Regions from separate parts of the Homo sapiens genome. Here region 2 is linked to region 1. Evidence: read pairs that join two places in POLR2A ChIA-PET (ENCODE). Cell type or tissue: OCI-LY7. All regions are shown on one strand. Links, peaks and the distances in the headings refer to the core of each region. The heading gives the core; the rest is flanking DNA. Region 1 overlaps LOC124900191 (a long non-coding RNA gene). Region 2 holds the start of LOC124900191 (a long non-coding RNA gene).

What was found. ChIA-PET counts read pairs that join two places held together with the same protein. Peaks named below come from ENCODE experiments on the same cell type or tissue, not always from the same donor. Only the 100,000 strongest peaks of a DNase experiment are listed, where the experiment ranks them.
Region 2: POLR2A ChIA-PET joins it to region 1 with 10 read pairs; 4 of 35 experiments call an interaction of 5 or more read pairs at or near these places.

What each region holds. Positions count from the first base shown.
Region 1 is chr5:78,718,034-78,723,521 of GRCh38, forward strand. LOC124900191 (a long non-coding RNA gene) reads right to left here. Exons shown (of 5, transcript XR_007058832.1): 4 at 51-96. Among named protein-coding and RNA genes, the nearest start is that of LHFPL2, 72 kb to the left of the region's middle. In OCI-LY7, for the core only: no CTCF peak of the experiment used is centred there; DNase peaks (open chromatin) are centred at 2,178, 2,678, 3,868, 4,308 and 4 weaker places; H3K4me3 peaks cover 4,260 bases; H3K27ac peaks cover 5,000 bases.
Region 2 is chr5:78,769,391-78,774,652 of GRCh38, forward strand. It overlaps LOC124900191 (a long non-coding RNA gene), which reads right to left and starts at 673. Exons shown (of 5, transcript XR_007058832.1): 1 at 549-673. In OCI-LY7, for the core only: no CTCF peak of the experiment used is centred there; DNase peaks (open chromatin) are centred at 613 and 2,631; H3K4me3 peaks cover 1,346 bases; H3K27ac peaks cover 2,489 bases.

The DNA of each region.
Region 1 (5,488 bases), core at 229-5,228:
CAAATATGTAAGAATGAAAATTACTTTGAACAGGAAGAAGACATGATTACCTTCAGGAGTCGGTTGACCTCTTTTCTGCAGGTGCACAGTTGGAACCTGGAGAGAACGAAGAATACTAGTGGTGGAGTTGAACAATAACAACAACAACAACACCTCATAACCAGTAAGGTAATGGTCTCATCTAACAAATCCCTCTCCCAACACATGAGCATGAAGTGCTCCGGCTGGGCGGGGAGGGGTTTGCTGCTGTGTGTAGCTGCCTTCCTGGCCTCTTGTCCTCACCAGCTCCCTGTTCCCCATCATCCTTCCTATGCAGTCTCAATTCAACAAATATTTACTGACGCCCCATGCTGCCTGCTGTCCTGCTGAGGCGGGAGGAAACCTGTTTCAAGAGGAGCCCTAGTACAGTTCCTGCCCCCTGGCACCAGCTCTTGTTGAAGAGATATTTACACAAGCATACGGAGAGCACTGAACTCGGAGTCTGGTGATCCAGATTCGTGTCCCAGCTCAGCCACTCACAAGCCTGGGGCCCACAGAGAAATTCTATCTCCTGCCCACACCTCAGTTTTCTCCTTTCTAAAGCAAAGATAATAATCCCCAGCTCACACATGTGGGAGAGGATTCACGAGAATGGAAAGACATCGTAGGAGCTGGAAAGGACTCCCAAGGGACAGGGGTGGGTGCCACCAAGACCAGGCACTAAGATGGCCAGAGGACATTAACTCCTGGCTCTTCAAGGGGGAGGGAGTGTGGATGCTCACTCAGGGTGTGGAACCACAGAGTTGGAGGGAACCTAAAATAAGCCTTCCTCCACAGGGAAGAGGGAGACCCAGGCCTGGTGGGCCCTGGCTGCTCCTGCTGGAATTAGACTTTCATGGACTTGGTATTTGACCCAGCCTGAGCGATGTTTCCTTTGAAGCTCTTGTTGGAAGCTTCCACAAGTAGCACAGCCCATTCCCTGCCACCCACCAACTGCAACCACAGACTTAGCTCAATGTGGAATGTCAGAGAGACACAAATATGGCCTTTTGCCTCAGGCTGTTCCCACCTGGGGTGTAACTGCAGGAGCCTGAGGCTTCCTGGGATTTCAGTTGCTTCCCAGAGCTCAAAAATAGTTACCCATGGATCAAAATCAGCATGTGAACAGAGCATCAATCTACTTCAAAACCAAAGCATCTATCTACTTCCAAACTAGATTTGGGCCAGCTATAGTGGCTCACACCTGTAATCTCAGCACTTTGGGAGGCTGAGGTGGGAGGACTGCTTGAGGCCAGGAGTTCAAGACCAGCCTGGGCGACATGGTGAGACTGTCTCTACAAGAAATTAAAAAATTAGCTGGGCATGGTGGTGCACAACTGTAGTCTTAGCTACTTGGGAGGTTGAGGTTGCAGTGAGCTAAGATTGTGCTACTGCACTCCAGCCTGAGCAACAGAGCAAGATCCTGTCAAAAAAAAAAAAAAAAAAGAAAGAAAAAGAAAAAAGAAAAGAAAAGAAAAGAAAAAGAAAAATGATTAAAAAAAAAAAAAAGAAAGAAACAAAAAAACCAAAACAGATCCGGTTTCCAGGGCTCTAATCTTGGAGAGACTAGGCTGGAAAAAAGCTGTAGTCTCATCTATGACCTGAGGGACGACTCTACTGATAGGAAGGGGATGGGTTGTGTAGAACCTGGATAACAGGGACCAGGAAGCAAGACAAGGCCAGCTTTATCCAGGGCCATGCTAGGGAGGGAGAACCTCATTTGAGAGTGGGCATTCTGGGTGTCACAGGCTCCTCCAAGCCCGGATGAGACCCCTCAGGTTGGTCCTGAGTTGATGAAATCCCCTTGCTTCCTTCCCTCTCCATGTTGGAAAATGCACACTCGTCCCTTGGATTCGCTACTTTTGGCCACATGAGCAGCTTCATCTGGTTCTTCCTGACCCAGAAACTCCACACCTTGTGGGTGTCTTGTGGCAGGGTGCCCGGCCCCTCTCCAGGACACTCTGCTGAGGTTCCACACTCATCAAACAGCTTCCAGTAATTCAGTCAGCCTCAGTACCCCACTCCCCAGCTGGAGAGGAGATCCCCTCCTTGGAGGAACAGTTTGCTGACACCCTAAGTGACGCAATTATTCCCAGGAAGGGTTTGGAGAGGCAGCATTTGACAAGACGTGGGGCTTAGAAACCCAGCTGGGGCAGAAAACTCTGAGCCCCAGCAGATCTGCTCAGGTCTGTGACTGGAGTCACACTATAGCAGAAGCAGATCGTGACCCCCTCCCCAGACCCTGGTGGACCCTGAAAGGATTTGGGGAAGACCAAATTTCCTGTACATACCGTTTGTATGGAGAACAGTCCTCTGGCAGTCACAGTTACAGGGACTCAGTCCTAGGTTTTTATCCACTCAGACGGGGGACCTACAAGAGGGTGCCCTTTGCCCTCTAGCACAAAGATGCCTTCGGGCTCACAGCAGCCCCCCTGAGACCTGACCTGGGTGCAGACCTCTCCACTGGCAGCACCAGATCTTTCTTCAGCTCTGTGAGGTGCTTTTTTTTGCAGTTTCTAACATAGCCGTGGCAGCTAAGCAGACACTTGTCTTAAAATCCTCATTGCAGCTCCTCTTGGGTCCCACTGAGAGCCCTTTGGCAAAGCTCGAGAGCTTGCCCACACTATCAGTGTTCAGCCAGGCCCTGCCCTGTGTATAAACAGGAAATCTTAAAGTTCCAATGTGCACCTTCTTCAAGCAATAAAGACTCTTAACAAGCTCCACAGTAAAAGACACTGACCCAGAAAAGCAAACTTCCACAGAGGGGAGGCTGCGTTAATGGAGTCGACCAGTCATTAGTGGCAACCCCATGACTTTAAAGATTTGCACAGATGACCTGGACGGGAAGAATAAAAGCAGGCTTTTCAAAGAGCTGCAGAGTGTGGAAATTCAGGAAGTGTAGCCCACAAGTAGGACATGCCAAGTAATTATTAAGAAGGGAACAAAAGTGAAAAGAAAGAATCACAGGAAAACTCTAGAAGGAATTGAAAGAAACTAAGTTTTGAAAGAAAAAGTGAGTGAAAGAAAAGAAAAACAAATAACAAAAGAAAAATGTGTTCATCTGTCATAGGGGAGAATGATCTTCCTGCGGATCAGAAGCCAACCGGGTTATTGTTAGTAGGTGATTTCCCAGGGATGGCACCCAGCAAACAGCTGCAGGGTGAAGGTAAACAGGACGCTGGGGAGAACGGGAGGATGATACAATTTCATAGGAAGTGCTGTTATTCCTATGTAATATTTACATAAAAATCTCATTTAGGTTCACTGCCTTATTTTCTTGAAAAAGGATGGCAAATTTTCAGCCTCTTCCCGTGAAAGAAATCATACAATGCCCCCTTTAAAATGTCACATATGTCACATTTGAAAATTAACCACAAAAAAAGAAAAAATAATGCCCATATAGAAAAAATACCTTTCTGATTTTGAAACAAGGAGTTCCATTCTCTCTAATGCCAGGCATTTTTTTAATCTGATAATAAATTAGAGACCTTGGGAAGAATATTCACTTTTTTAGGCCACAATAAAAATAGCTACAATAACAACAGTGGTTACTTTTATTTATTCATACATTTTGGAGAGAGAGAGGGCTAATTCCAAAAAAATAACACGGGGAAGAATTCTTATAAGGCATTTACCATAAACAATATTCTCTTTTCTTTACCACCCCCCCGCCAACCCTGACTCAAGACTATTCTCAATGGTTTATGTATATTAACTGTTTTAATCCCAACACTAATTGCATAAGGTAGCTATGATTATCATTTCCTCTTTACAGATGTGGAAAAACACAGCACAGAGAGGCTGAGCAACTTGCTCAAGATACACAACTAGTAAGTGGTGAGGCTCAGATTTGAACCCAGCTAATCTGGTGCCACGGTCCGAGTTTTTCAACAGTAAACTATGCTGCTAGTAAGAACACCCCAAACCACACAGAAGAAATTGTGTCTAAAAGTAGAGTGTTGACTTTACATGAATATTTGTGTTAAGTATTAGGTCACAAGCTAGGCTGTAACATGGGTTCCCACTTAAAGTTACTTTCATAGGGTCCCAAATATTTTATCATAAAGCCAAAAGAGTCAATCTTTCCAAGTTTTGTTTTCCCTAAAGTTATCTTCCTTCTAGAGGTGAGAGGGATCCCCAGTGTATACTTCCTTCTAGGAAGAAGAGAGTCACTGCTATCACTGCTATGTGTCACTTTTTTTTTTTTTTTTTTTTTGAGACAGGGTCTTGCTCTGTCACCCTAGCTGAAGTGCAGTGGTGTGAACATGGCTCTGTGCAGCTTTGATCTACTGGGCTCAAAGGATCCTCCTGCCCCAGCCTCCTGTATAGCTGAGACACAGGCGAGTGCCTCCTTGCGTGTCTAGTTTTTGGCTTTGTTTTTTGTAGAAACAGGGTCTCCCTACATTGCCAGGCTTGTCTCAAACTCCTAGGCTCAAACAGTCCCCCCACCTCAGCTTCCCAAGTGCTGAGATTACAGGCATGAGCCACCGCACCTGGTTAATGTGTCACTTTGAAATCAGCTGTTTCTGCAAGAACTGTGAAAGAGTCATCATAAAAGACTAAATTGGCTGGGTGCGGTGGCTCACGCCTGTAATCCCAGCACTTTGGGAGGCTGACCTGGGCAGATCACGAGGTCAGGAGATCGAGACCATCCTGGCCAACATGGTGAAACCCCATCTCTACTAAAAATACAAAAATTAGCTGGGCACAGTGGTGCATGCCTGTAATCCCAGCTACTCAGGAGGCTGAGGCAGGAGTATCGCTTGAACCTGGGAGGCAGAGGTTGCAGTGAGCCAAGATTGCGCCACTGCACTCCAGCCTGGCAACTAGCTAGACTCCATCTCTCAAAAACAAAAAACAAAAAACAAAAAACAAAAAGACTAAATTAGGGCCGGGTTCGGTGGCTCACGCCTGTAATCCCAGCACTTTGGGAGGCCGAGGAGGGCGGATCATCTGAGATCAGGAGTTCAAGACCAGCCTGACCAATGTGGAGAAACCCTGTCTATACTAAAAATACAAAATTAACTGGGCATGGTGGCTCATGCTTGTAATTCCAGCTACACGGGAGGCTGAGGCAGGAGAATCACTTGAACCTGGGAGGCAGAGGTTGCGGTGAGCCAAGATCATGCCATTGCACTCCAGCCTGGGCAACAAGAGCAAAACTCGGTTTCAAAAAATAAAAATAAAAATAAATAGAAGACTAAATTAGAGTTTGGGGAAGAAAAAAAACCCCTAAGTTATAAAATCACAAATCCCGGGCAATAAGTTAAATCCTTCCAATCCTCCCCTTCTTACTTTGGTTTTGAAATATTTCTTTCATTTGTATCAAAAAGCACTCTCCAGACCAAAGGCTGTCACTGCCAGTGAGTCAGGTATATTCCTAACCCTGTTTTGTGGGACTCTTCAGTGCCTTCTGTCTCCGAGGAGACCCCATCCCATCCCAGGGCCCATCTGGAAACACATGTCTCAA
Region 2 (5,262 bases), core at 1-5,000, 51 kb after region 1:
GTATGTGCCTGTAGTCCCAGCTACTTGGGAGGCTGAGGCAGGAGAATCGCTTGAATTCAGGAGGTGGAGGGTGCAGTGAGCTGAGATCACGCCACTGCACTCTAGCCTGGGTGACAGAGCAAGACTCCATCTAAAAACAAAACAAAACAAAACAAAAACACCCCAAAACAGAGATCCTCACAAAGCAATATTCTTTATAAGAAAGTCCACATATCCAGGCCAACACTTTTGTTCATCCCAATCCCCAGAAATAAATCATTACAAACAGAACTTTCAGAAATATTCTTTGTATCTGAAGTATTTGTTACTCTTCACCTCAGAGCCCTAACCACAGAATGTAAGGACCTATTGACTTTGTAGCCAAGAGAACAGTCTACGTTGCTAGTAGAAATCACCTCCTCCTCCAGAATTCAGCAAGACGGTACCTGACTGTAACTACAGATTAAATAACAGCTGATGTCAACTGGTCATAGAACTAGATACAACATTCATTCCGTTCTCAAGCCAGCACTCTCATCAGAAGCTGTAGTGATACTTTATGAACCCACCTGTAAATTTCATCTGTTCTTCATATCAGCATTGTGCTGTTGGTTTTGTCTGCAAGTTCACTGGGAAGATGGCACAGATGGCCACCAACTTCTGCGACCTGTGTGTGGGGAGGCGATTTTCATGTGAAGTATATGAAAAACTCACTAAATTTAAAGATATTTGTAAAATCCCGGAAGCCACTAATTAGCATTTCATCCTACTATGTCTCCCTCTTTAGTTGTTGCTGCTTCTTGGCTGAACCAAGAAGCCAGCCCCCTCCCTGGCTTCCCCGCCCCCACTCCTCACATGCCTTTGTCATGCTGGTGTTCTTCTTCAACTCTAGCTTTGGCCATCACTCACCACAGATTACCTGGATCATAGATTGCTTGAACAGGATTTCCTACAAATTATCCTCAGTCCTTTGAGGGGCAGGTCAAAGGCAAGGGAAGGGGGCCAAGGGCTAGGGGTCCAACCATGCGCGGGAGAACAGAGCGGGGGCTTTGAGTTAAGAGCTTTGAGTCTGGGCTCCAATTCCAATGCTACTGGCCGAGCGACTTCACGCAACATAATTTCTAAAATGGCAAAAACATTTATCTAAAGAGTAGATATTATTGTGAAGGGTTTAGTGGCCACTGTAAGAGTCAGTAGTGTCTGGCCAATAATGCATCCTTAGTAAAGGTTAGTTCCTTACCTTGCTCCTGTAATTAGCAAGATATGGCACATCTGATGAGTTAAACCACAGAATCCAAAGAGGCTGTGGTGAACTGGGGCCAGGTGAGGCCACGTGGGCACCCAGGGGCTACGGGCTGGCTGATGAGACAGAAAAGGGGCAATTTCTAGGTATTAGTAACACTGAGTTTCCTGGGGTATAGGAAGGGCCCTTATGATCTAGGGGACCATAGATTATAATTGTAAACCAAAAAGTATCTGAGACAGGTCTCAATCAATTTAGAAGTTTATTTTGCCAAGGTTAAGGACATGCCCAGAAGCAAAAAGCACGGAATCAAAGAAATGGTCTGGGGTTTGTGCCTTTCTCCAAAGATAATTTTGAGAGATGGCTTCAATATTTAAAGGGGAAGCTGGGTGTGGTGGCTCATGCCTGTAATCCCAGCACTTTCGGAGGCTGAGGCAGGTGGATCACCTGAGGTCAGGGGTTTGAGACCAGCCTGGCCAATATGGTGAAACCCCATCTCTACTAAAAATACAAAAATTAGCTGGGCATGGTGGCGCACACCTGTAATCCCAGCTACTCAGGAGGCTAAGGCAGGAGAATTGCTTGAACCTGGGAGGCAGAGGTTGTAGTTTGCCAAAATCGTGCCACTGCACTCTAGCCTGGGTGACAGAGCAAGATCCAGTCAAAAAACAAAAACAATTAAAGGGGAAAAGCAGGCTGGAGAAGAAAGAGGGAGGGTATGGAAATCCACGTGTTGCAAGAAAAAGGATCAGGTAGGACAATAGTCAATTATGTATTCGTCTCAAGCTCAGTAAATTGGCACTTTACCGATAAGGTGAACCTGTGAAGATATTTAACCTTTTATCTGTAGCTTAGCTTTATCTGCTTAGGAACAGAAGGAAAGGCAGTTTCTGCATGAGTCAGCTTTCAGCTTAGTTTTTTTTTCTTCTGGTATAGTGAATTGGGGTCCCAGTTTTTCTTTTCCTTTCACACAACCTTGGAAATTAAGGTAGAGAAAGGGGATCAGAACCTGACTCAGGGAACTTCTTTTGTTCTTTCTTTTACTTCCCACACTATACTGATGTAATCAGGGAACTTCTTAACCCAAGAAACTTACGTGTTGTTTCTTTCTTCCTCCTCTCAGTATTGACTTATTTCTTCTAAACATTTCATCTCTGTCTATTGCATCTCTACCAACTTGTTTATTGACTTTCCTGGCTTCTTCCTTTGGTTGGATCCTATGATTTTCTACTGTCTCGCAGAGGATGTGTATGTTGATTTCTTATCGTGTTTATACATTTCACTCATTTAGAATTCTTCCCTTGCTTTGGGGTCTCCAGGCACACGAGCAAAACAAACTGTTAGAAAAAAAAGTGCAGCTGTGATTCTTCTTGGAGGAAATGACAGGCGGAGGGGAGAGTAGTGCATCAGGAAGTGAAGTCGCCAGTCACCATGGAGCACCACCCAGCACCAGGCGTCGGGCCTGGGCACATCAGAGCCAGCGTGCCTGCCCCAGAAACATTTCCTTGTCTCTAGGGCAGTGTTGCCAAGTCATACACCTGACATTACCGACATTGAATTACAGTGAAAAGTGATTCACTCTTTATTCTCTTTCTTTCCTTCCATGCTGGAAACAGTTCCTAGCTCAAGTTTAAGAACAATACATATTACTGTGTCTATTTTTGTGATTATCAATGATAGAGGTATTTCTTTTATCATGGTAATAAAAAAGCATTCCTTTAAAGTACTAGAATAAGTAAAGAATATCAATTTAAGGAAAGGCACCATGGTAAGACCCCCACTGACGAAAAGGCCTGCATGGGCCCCAGCGGTCTGAGGTGGGGCTGGGAGGGGCTGCTGGGGGGCTGCAGAACCTCTGAGATCGCTTGGCATCCCCCCGGCCCTGGCTGCCTGTGGCGTTCCAGCTGCTTTTTTGGGCGGGAAAGGAGCATCTGTGGACCTCAGTGATAGAACTGCAGGTCCCACTGAGACGAACCCTTATCCTTGTCCTGGAGTCCTGGATGTGGGGGGGCCCCATATTTCCATCACCTGTATGAGTTAAAGCCAAACACTTTCATTCATGCTCTGGCCTAAGAACCAAGGAAAACCAGATGCCCTATTATGAAGCCCCAACAAGTAACCTTTTATTTTTTCTTATTTTTTTTTGAGATGGAGTCTTGCTCTGTCATCCAGGCTGTCAGAGTGCAGTGATGTACTCTCACCTCACTGCAGTCTCGACCTTCCAGGCTCAAGTGATCCTCCCACTTCACCCTCCCAAATAGCTGGGACCACAGGCATGCACCACCACGCCCGGCTAATTTTTATACATATATTTTTTGTAGAGATAGGGTTTCGCCATGTTGCCCAGGCTGGTCTCAAACTCCTGGGCACAAACGATCTTCCCGCCTCGTCCTCCCAAAGTGCTGGAACTACCGGTGTGAGCCACCGCGCCCGGTCCAAATAACCTTTTCAAACCAAACCGGCTGCTTCCCTAACAGATCCAGAGTACATGCTAATCAAAGGTTTTGCCTTTAGAAATACTTTATACAGAAAGAATTCACAGCTCTCATGTGGGTAAAAAACGAAAACAGGCCGGGCGTGGTGGCTCACGAGGTCAGGAGATCAAGACCATCCTGGCTAACACAGTGAAACCCCGTCTCTACTAAAAATACAAAAAATTAGCCGGGCGTGGTGGCGGGTGCCTGTAATCCCAGCTACTCCGGAGGCTGAGGCAGGAGAATGGCGTGAACCAGGGAGGCGGAGCTTGCAGTGAGCAGAGATCGCGCCACTGCACTCCAGCCTGGGCGACAGAGCAAGACTCCGTCTCAAAAACAAAACAAAACAAAACAAACAAAAAAAACCCAAAAAACAAAAAACAAAAATTAAGACAATGTAGGTTTCCTTGCTGGGCTTCACGCAGCATTCCTCTGACTGGTGAGCCCCTCTGCTTTCCCATCCTGTCCTGGGTCCTTCTCCTCCTGTCCAAGCCTCACGTTTGTGCTCCGCTGCAAGTGAGCATCCTGGGAGCAGGGACTCATCAAATGCCCCCTCACCCCCTGCTGGGGTCTGGCCGGGCTTGGGTGCCTTTATCTTCACCCAGTGCATGTTACAGCATGAGCTTGAATGATTTCACCTATAAAATGTTGACATAAAGGGCAAATCTAAACTTCGATTCATTTAATGCAAATAAAAGCCCAGTAAATCCTGTTTACCTGTTTTCCCGAGGAAGGAGGAGCGTGCGTGTTTATCTCCTCTGTCTGGCTCTGCAAGGCTCTGGTCTGCACTAGAGGCAGAGTCCCTTCCTTGCTGGCCTGAATGATCACACACTGGCCCCTCGGTGTCCAGGCCCCCTCCTGAGGCCCGTGGAGGAGAGTGAGCACAGGGTGGGGTGTGAGTGTGAAACCACGGCCCTTTGGAGTCAATATCCTGGGAACATCTGGACCTCATTAATGAGATTAAAAGGAAGATTTCCTGAAGACTGACTGACATTTACCTACCATCTTGAATCTCTAAGAGGGCTCAGCAGGGCACAGTAGGATTTGAAAACCAACCTGGGAAGGGGCCACTTAATTACTGTCTTGTTACAGGGGTGTAAAGGTTCACGATGGCTGTCTCCAGGTGGTGGTTTACGGATTGTTTAATTTTGTTATGTTTTCTATATTTTTAAAAATTGTAATAGTAATATGTATTATCTCTATTGTCAGAAAAGTAATAAAGGTGATTAAATGAAATATCTGAAGTGCAGTCAATGACTGGTGACTTTGGTGAATTAGTTTGAGAATGAAAACATCTCTCCAGCTTCCTGATGGCCACAAATCCCTGATGTCAGGCCCAGGGAGTTGCCGCTCTCCTCTTCTGCCATCCTGGCGGTGGCTCCCATGGCACCAGGGCAAAGGTACAAGAGACGTGGTGGTTACTTCTATACCATCTGAATCCACCTGGGTAGCAGGGATGGTCAGGGCTTTTCAGCAGGAACCAGTCTATACACAGTATGACTATTCTCTACTTGAACAAAAAATAGGATTTAAAGTTTAAGTGGTCACTGCAAAGGATAATAATTA